2 separate regions of the Homo sapiens genome follow, and region 2 is linked to region 1. A link is a contact called in ENCODE Hi-C data. All regions are on one chromosome and are shown on one strand. Each heading gives the region's core, a stretch centred on a gene start or an enhancer-like site at or near the end of the contact. The rest is flanking DNA. Distances are from core to core; before and after follow the strand shown.

Evidence for each region. A loop is a pair of places that touch in the nucleus more often than their neighbours do. Pooled maps may share reads with other maps.
Region 2: a map of ascending aorta shows a loop between it and region 1 (8-fold over the local background). The contact joins the promoter of GNG5 here to the promoter of ADGRL2 in region 1. A Hi-C loop is called at or near these places in 2 of 168 maps with a recorded cell type or tissue (ascending aorta and heart left ventricle) and 8 of 50 pooled maps.

What each region holds. Positions count from the first base shown.
Region 1 is chr1:81,799,502-81,802,389 of GRCh38, reverse strand. ADGRL2 (adhesion G protein-coupled receptor L2) reads right to left here and starts at 1,456. Exons shown (of 24, transcript NM_001366006.2): 1 at 1,322-1,456.
Region 2 is chr1:84,505,112-84,507,999 of GRCh38, reverse strand. It overlaps GNG5 (G protein subunit gamma 5), which reads left to right and starts at 1,419. Exons shown (of 4, transcript NM_005274.3): 1 at 1,419-1,564; 2 at 1,699-1,989. The coding sequence starts at 1,909. SPATA1 (spermatogenesis associated 1) reads right to left here and starts at 1,614. Exons shown (of 14, transcript NM_001397487.1): 1 at 1,582-1,614. RefSeq lists silencers at 1,694-1,773, 2,024-2,153.

The sequences.
Region 1 (2,888 bases), core at 207-2,706:
AGCGCGGGTCTCCCCCTGGGCCAGCCGAACAGCAACAGCCGAGCCCCATTAACCCGCGGCTCCCTGCGCCTCCAGCATCCACCCCCGGACTGGAGGCGCAAAGCAAACAGGTCTCCGAAGCTGGGCACAGAGGCACATTGTTCGCTCCTGCGGCTCTTACCTCCGTCTGCGAGCGCGCCCCGAGGGAGGGCCGTCTGGCGTGGGGGCCGCGCGGGGACAGGCGCGGAGGGCAGCGGCTACCCCGGCCGGAGAGGGCCGAGGCCGGCCGCGAGCGGGTCCTCGGCCGCCGAGTCCGCGCGGGAGGCAGCGCCGCAGCTCCCCGGCCGGACACGGCGCCGCAGCTCGGCGCGTCCTCCTGCTCGGCCGCCGCCGCCTCCAGCCGAGCAGCCAGCGCCGGGCGGCTCCTGGGGTTAAGTCAACATTTTCCCGCAGTTTCCCACACGCCGCTCTTCGAGAGAGGTCTTTCACACACACGCACACACCCCCAGACCGCACGCTCCCTTAGGAAAAAAAAATCGGGAATCAGAGCGAAAGGGGTGGTGGAAGCAAAAGCCTGACAGAGGTGCGCAGACTTGGGAGTCCCTTCGAAGCGACGGGCGGGAGGGCGCCGGGGGCGCGAGGCCAACTCAGTTTGTCAGGCGAAGCCCCTCAGCCCCCCGAGCGCCCGGCCGGAATAGCATCCCTCGCGCCGACCCTGCGGCCTGGGGCGGGAGGCGGCGGCGACCCCTCCTCACATTTCGGATCTCCCGGCCGGGGCTGAGCGGTGGCCGCTGCCCCAAGGAAGGCTGGCGGCGCAGACTCGGGCTCGGGGAAGCAAGGAGTAGCCGGGAAGAGCCACGCCACACACAGCAGCGGAGGGGAGATGCCCCCCAACAATCCCAAGGAATTCTCTGGTAAGCTCCCGATTTCGCCCCAGCACCTCTGCGTGTGTGTGAGCGGAGAGAGAGTGAGAGGGAGCGAGAGGGAGAGAGAGAGAGACGGGGGAATGCGAAGTCCTGACACAGACTCTCCGCGAGGTCTGAACTGGAGTCACCTCCAGCCTCCTCCTCCTCCTTCCCCCAAATCCGCCCTCCCCGCCAGTTGGGCTAATCATATAAACATACTAGCGTGTACAGCGTCAAAGGACAAATCTCTCCCTCCTGAGTTTTCCAGCAAGGGGCTCGGGCAAACTCAAAAGAAGATTACAGGCAGCTAAGTACAAAACGTGGAGCAGATAATCTATAACTCATTGTCGCCCAATGGCCGTTTTCCACTCCATTTGAGCAGCTGCTGCGGCTGTGCGCCCAAGCGGCGGGGAGGAGGAGCGAAAGGGGATACTTACGGGCTCGAGCCCTTCGGACGGCGGTGGCGGTGGCCAAGCAGCCGCCCGAGGACCAGGCCGGCCCCGGCTCCGCCGGCGGGGCGGCCGCAGGGCTGTCCGGGCGGCGGTGGCGGCGAGGGACGCGCGCGCACGGCCGTGGAACGCGCCCCGGAGGCGGCCTGCGCCAGCTCGCGCCCCTCCCCTTCTCTCCCCTCCCAGTCGGTTCGCGCTCCCCCTACCCCCAGGTCCCCGAGCTCTGCCTCCAGCTCCCCCCATTAACACACCCATTCAACCGCTAACCCCTAGCCCACCCCCAAACTCCACTCACTGCGCGCTGGGTCCTCCGCGCGCTCCGCCGGCGCGCGCTCTCCATCCTGTCCACACACATGCACTTTAAAAACATTTATTTTATTTCTGGAGTGGGTGAAGAGTATTTGGGAGAGCGCCGCGAAGCGCGGCGCTCCGAGGCTGAGCGCAGGGGGATGACCAGCGGCTCGGGGCCCCCTCCCCTCTAGGCCCAGGAGCTTGCTCCCGGCCTGGACTTCGGAGAGGCGCCCGGGATGCGTCTTTCACCCACCCCGTCTCCAGGTTTTCTCTTTTCTCCACGCACCGAGCCAGAGGCCCCGAAACTTTTAGTTTCCGTAGCCCTCCTTTTGTGTAACTGCATGGAGGAGAAAGAACGTCTGTTCGCCGCGGCTGCCTCCGTCCGGCTGCGGCGCGCGGGGGACGCTCCAGGGTTAATGCGTCTTTGATACCTGAGATTTCCGGCGCGCTCGTTAATGAAAGTTACATTTTTTTAAATTGCGATGATTTTTTTCTTTGTAGTTACGTAGAGCCAGCTAAACTTTGACTTTATTGACTATATTTCACAAGAGCGTTTTGTTTGTTTTTGATTAAACTCACCAGGATAAGCAAAGGAAGGAAAGGAGACTACAAGGCTCTTTACTCTCAAGTATAGTCACAGAGCTGTTAGGTCTGTTTCCCTCATTTCCTTACATTGAAACTGCCTTTGCTCTTGTCCTCTGAACACACTTCCTTGCCCCTCTCGGTTGGCAATGTCAGCAAACAGCCAGGCAGAGCCTACGATGGACCTAAGCTGAAAGGAACAGAGCAGGACAGGGCGAATCACGCTGGAAAAACGTTTAAAAGCCAGTTAAGTGTCCTGTGCATGCCACAAAATTCAAACATGGATTTTTTTTTTATTGCAAAATTTCTGAGCTGGAAGCAGCTATGTTTTCAGATGTATTTGTAAACCACTGATTCTACTAATGAATGCAGCCATCAATTAAATAAGCATATTTACCTTTTTTTCAAGAAAAAAATGATTCTCCAATATTTAAAACCTAGAAAGTAGGATAAAACTTAAGCTGCTTTGCTTTCAGAAACAATAGGTACTTTTTGGTGCTGCAGGAATGTTGCAAGCATCATACTTCAGGAATCATTCCAAACAATGTTATTAATATGTCAACAGCAGATTGTTCAAAATACATGAAGATCCTAAATACCTATCAGTATTTTGTCAGAAAGCCAGATAGGTGTAGTACTAAAGTAAATCCAATCCAACTACTGGTCAAGTTTGTTCTTGACT
Region 2 (2,888 bases), core at 170-2,669, 2.7 Mb before region 1:
TCAATGTTTTATTTTTCTTTTGTATCCTAAATAGAATCTTTAAACACACGCTACAAAAAAATAACACCTGGTGTTTGAGACAGCACTCCAGTCTGTGGTTTCCCAATGCAGCAGTTAATAAAAAAGCAACAATTTTTTTTTTTTCTGAAACTGTTTCGGCCTAAAACACTGCTTATTCCTCAACAGTCTCCCTCACAGAAGTAATTATTGGACCATATATTCCCTAAAATCTCTTCCAGCATTAACATACCACGGTTCTAAGAGTTCAGTGATATATTTTACAACTACTGTAAAACAGATCATTCTTTGAATAGATACTTGTGTTTAATCTTACAAATCTGTAAAGTATGAATGACGTTTTAGCATTATACAGTCAACAAAGCACCAAAGGTGAAATAATTACAATACCTTTTGGGAAAAGACAATATTTATTGAGATAGCTTTCACATTCTTTTTACATATAATGTCATTTCATTCCGAAAAACAACTCTACGAAGCTGTATAATTTACTTTGAAATAAGGAAATAAAGCCTCAGTAACTTAAGTGGCTTGCCCAAGAATACCGTAAGTAGCAGAGCCAGAATTCAAACCCTGGTTTTAACCCCAATCATTACATCCGTATGAATTAAGTAAAATGCTAAACTTACGATGTACATTTTTGCGAACTGATATAAACTGTTGAGTAAATAAATTAGATTTTGTTGACCAGTGCAATTACACATGCTTCCCTAATAAAAAATTTGAAATCCATTAATGATAAAATTATTAACATTAATGGAAAACATCAGCGCATTCGGAGATTGACTACCCGAAAAGAAATAGGAAACATCTGCCCTTAGTGCTGTGACATAACACACATATTTCCGTGGATGAAAGAAAGACCTACTGGCTGAGCCTATTTTGTTTGGTTAGACCCTACCCTCTCTCCTAAAAACTCCTTTGGTACTCAATTTCAAGCAGGAGGTAATAAATTACAACGGAAATACTAAAGAGCAAACTTTCCGGAAACACAAAAATAAGTTTTATTTTAAAAAGTACAATAAGCATTAATTCTCCAGAGTAAATGGGTAACCGAGCAGACAGGTGTAATCTTCAGCCAGCACCTTGGCTTCTTCACAATCTCCTTCAGAAAAACCGATTCAAGAGCTAAGAAGCCAGTAAAGTCAAACCTCGAGAAGATCCCTTCTCCAGCGAATCAGCGCCCCTGCTCCCCGCCCGCCCGGCTCCGCTGGGTACGCGACAGCGACCTCCGCGCCTGCTCTCCGCCTCGGGTCAGCGGGGCTGGGGGTTGGGGGTGGAACTGAAAATGCCTGTTGGCCAAACTCGGGTCACAGAGAGACACGCCTGTACGGGGCGGGGGTGTGCGGGTGACTCACGCCGGGTGCACAGTAGCTCCTACGCCTCACCCAGTATCTCCCCTCACTTCCCTCAACCCTTCCCACAAACTGGGAGGAAAACTGAGACCTCCTGGTCACCCGCCGCCGGGCCTTTTAGAAACTCCCACAAGCTCTGCCTTCCCTCCCTGGTCCTCTTCAGACCCCCTCTTAGTTCTTCGCGGCTAACGGTAAGCTCTCTCCTTACCTCTCCCTAATCGGCCCCTCTGGAGAGGAAAAGAAAACTTAAGAGTCGGGTCGCGCTAGCCTCCAGCAGCCGCCGCGCCCACCGACTGCTCCGCCCCTTCTCCTCCCCCTCCTCCAGGCTCGCGCTCGGGGCCGGGTGTGGAGCTGGAACAGAGGGCTGGCAAGGCGCGCATGCGCACCGAGGGTGGAGCCGCTGAGCACAGAACCGGAAACTTAGAGACAAAGTTCGGAGCCCCGCCCCCGCCGCGCGCCGCTGAGTTGTCTGGCCCCGCCGACCCACGGCCCACGACCCACCGACCCACGAATCGGCCCGGCCGTCGCGTGCACCATGTCTGGCTCCTCCAGCGTCGCCGCTATGAAGAAAGTGGTTCAACAGCTCCGGCTGGAGGCCGGACTCAACCGCGTAAAAGTGAGCGGGGGCGGGCGGCCGAGGCGGGAGGAAGGCGGCGGCGGCGGGTGGGATCCGGCGGCCCAGCTGGCGGGGGCGGGCGGGACACGCGCCGGCCCTCGCTTCCCCTGGAGAGGACGCGCGCTCAGCGGCGGCGATCGGGGAGCGGCCAGCTTTAGAGCAGGCGCCGCGTGGGTCTACGCTGTGTTTTAGGGGGACGATTAGTTCGCCCTTCCGCCCCAGGACTTTCCGAGGCGGGCTGGCCCCTGGGTTGAACCGTGGCCGACATTCCGGTCCTCCTCCGTCTCTACCTCCCTTGGCAGCCTTCTCGGCTGGTCTCACCAACAGCTGCGCCTCCGCGCGCTGTCCGCACCCTTCCTTTCCCACTTTGCCAGCCTCCTGTTTCTCATCGGACAGGGTATTTTCCGACTTTTGATTCAGAGCAGACTTTTCTCCCATTTGATCTTTCCCAAACCTACTTCCTTTAGTATTAAATTCTTACCTTCAACTTCTCTTGTCCGTTGAACACATACTTTTAAGCGAATTATTGCATAACTTAAACTGTGGATTGAATAAGCATTTTTCGAAACGATCCTGGAGTGTAAAGTTCCGGTCAGTGCCCCGTACAACCTCGAACAAAGCGTGCATTTCATACCTATGGCACAGTTTGCTCATATTTGACCTTGGGGATATCGACTGGTCCGCATGCCGGAGAAAATGATTATTGTGGGTAATTATTGGTCTTATTTTGGCGTCTGGTTAGTATTGGCCTTGTCTTGGGGTACTTTGGGAGAAAAAGCCTTTTGTCTGTGTTGATAGAATAACTTGACATTCAAGTGCTGTTCTAAGTATTTCCTGATTTTTACAGTCCTAAATGGATTGGCTTCTTTCTGGTACAATAGGTCAGGCTACATGTGAAA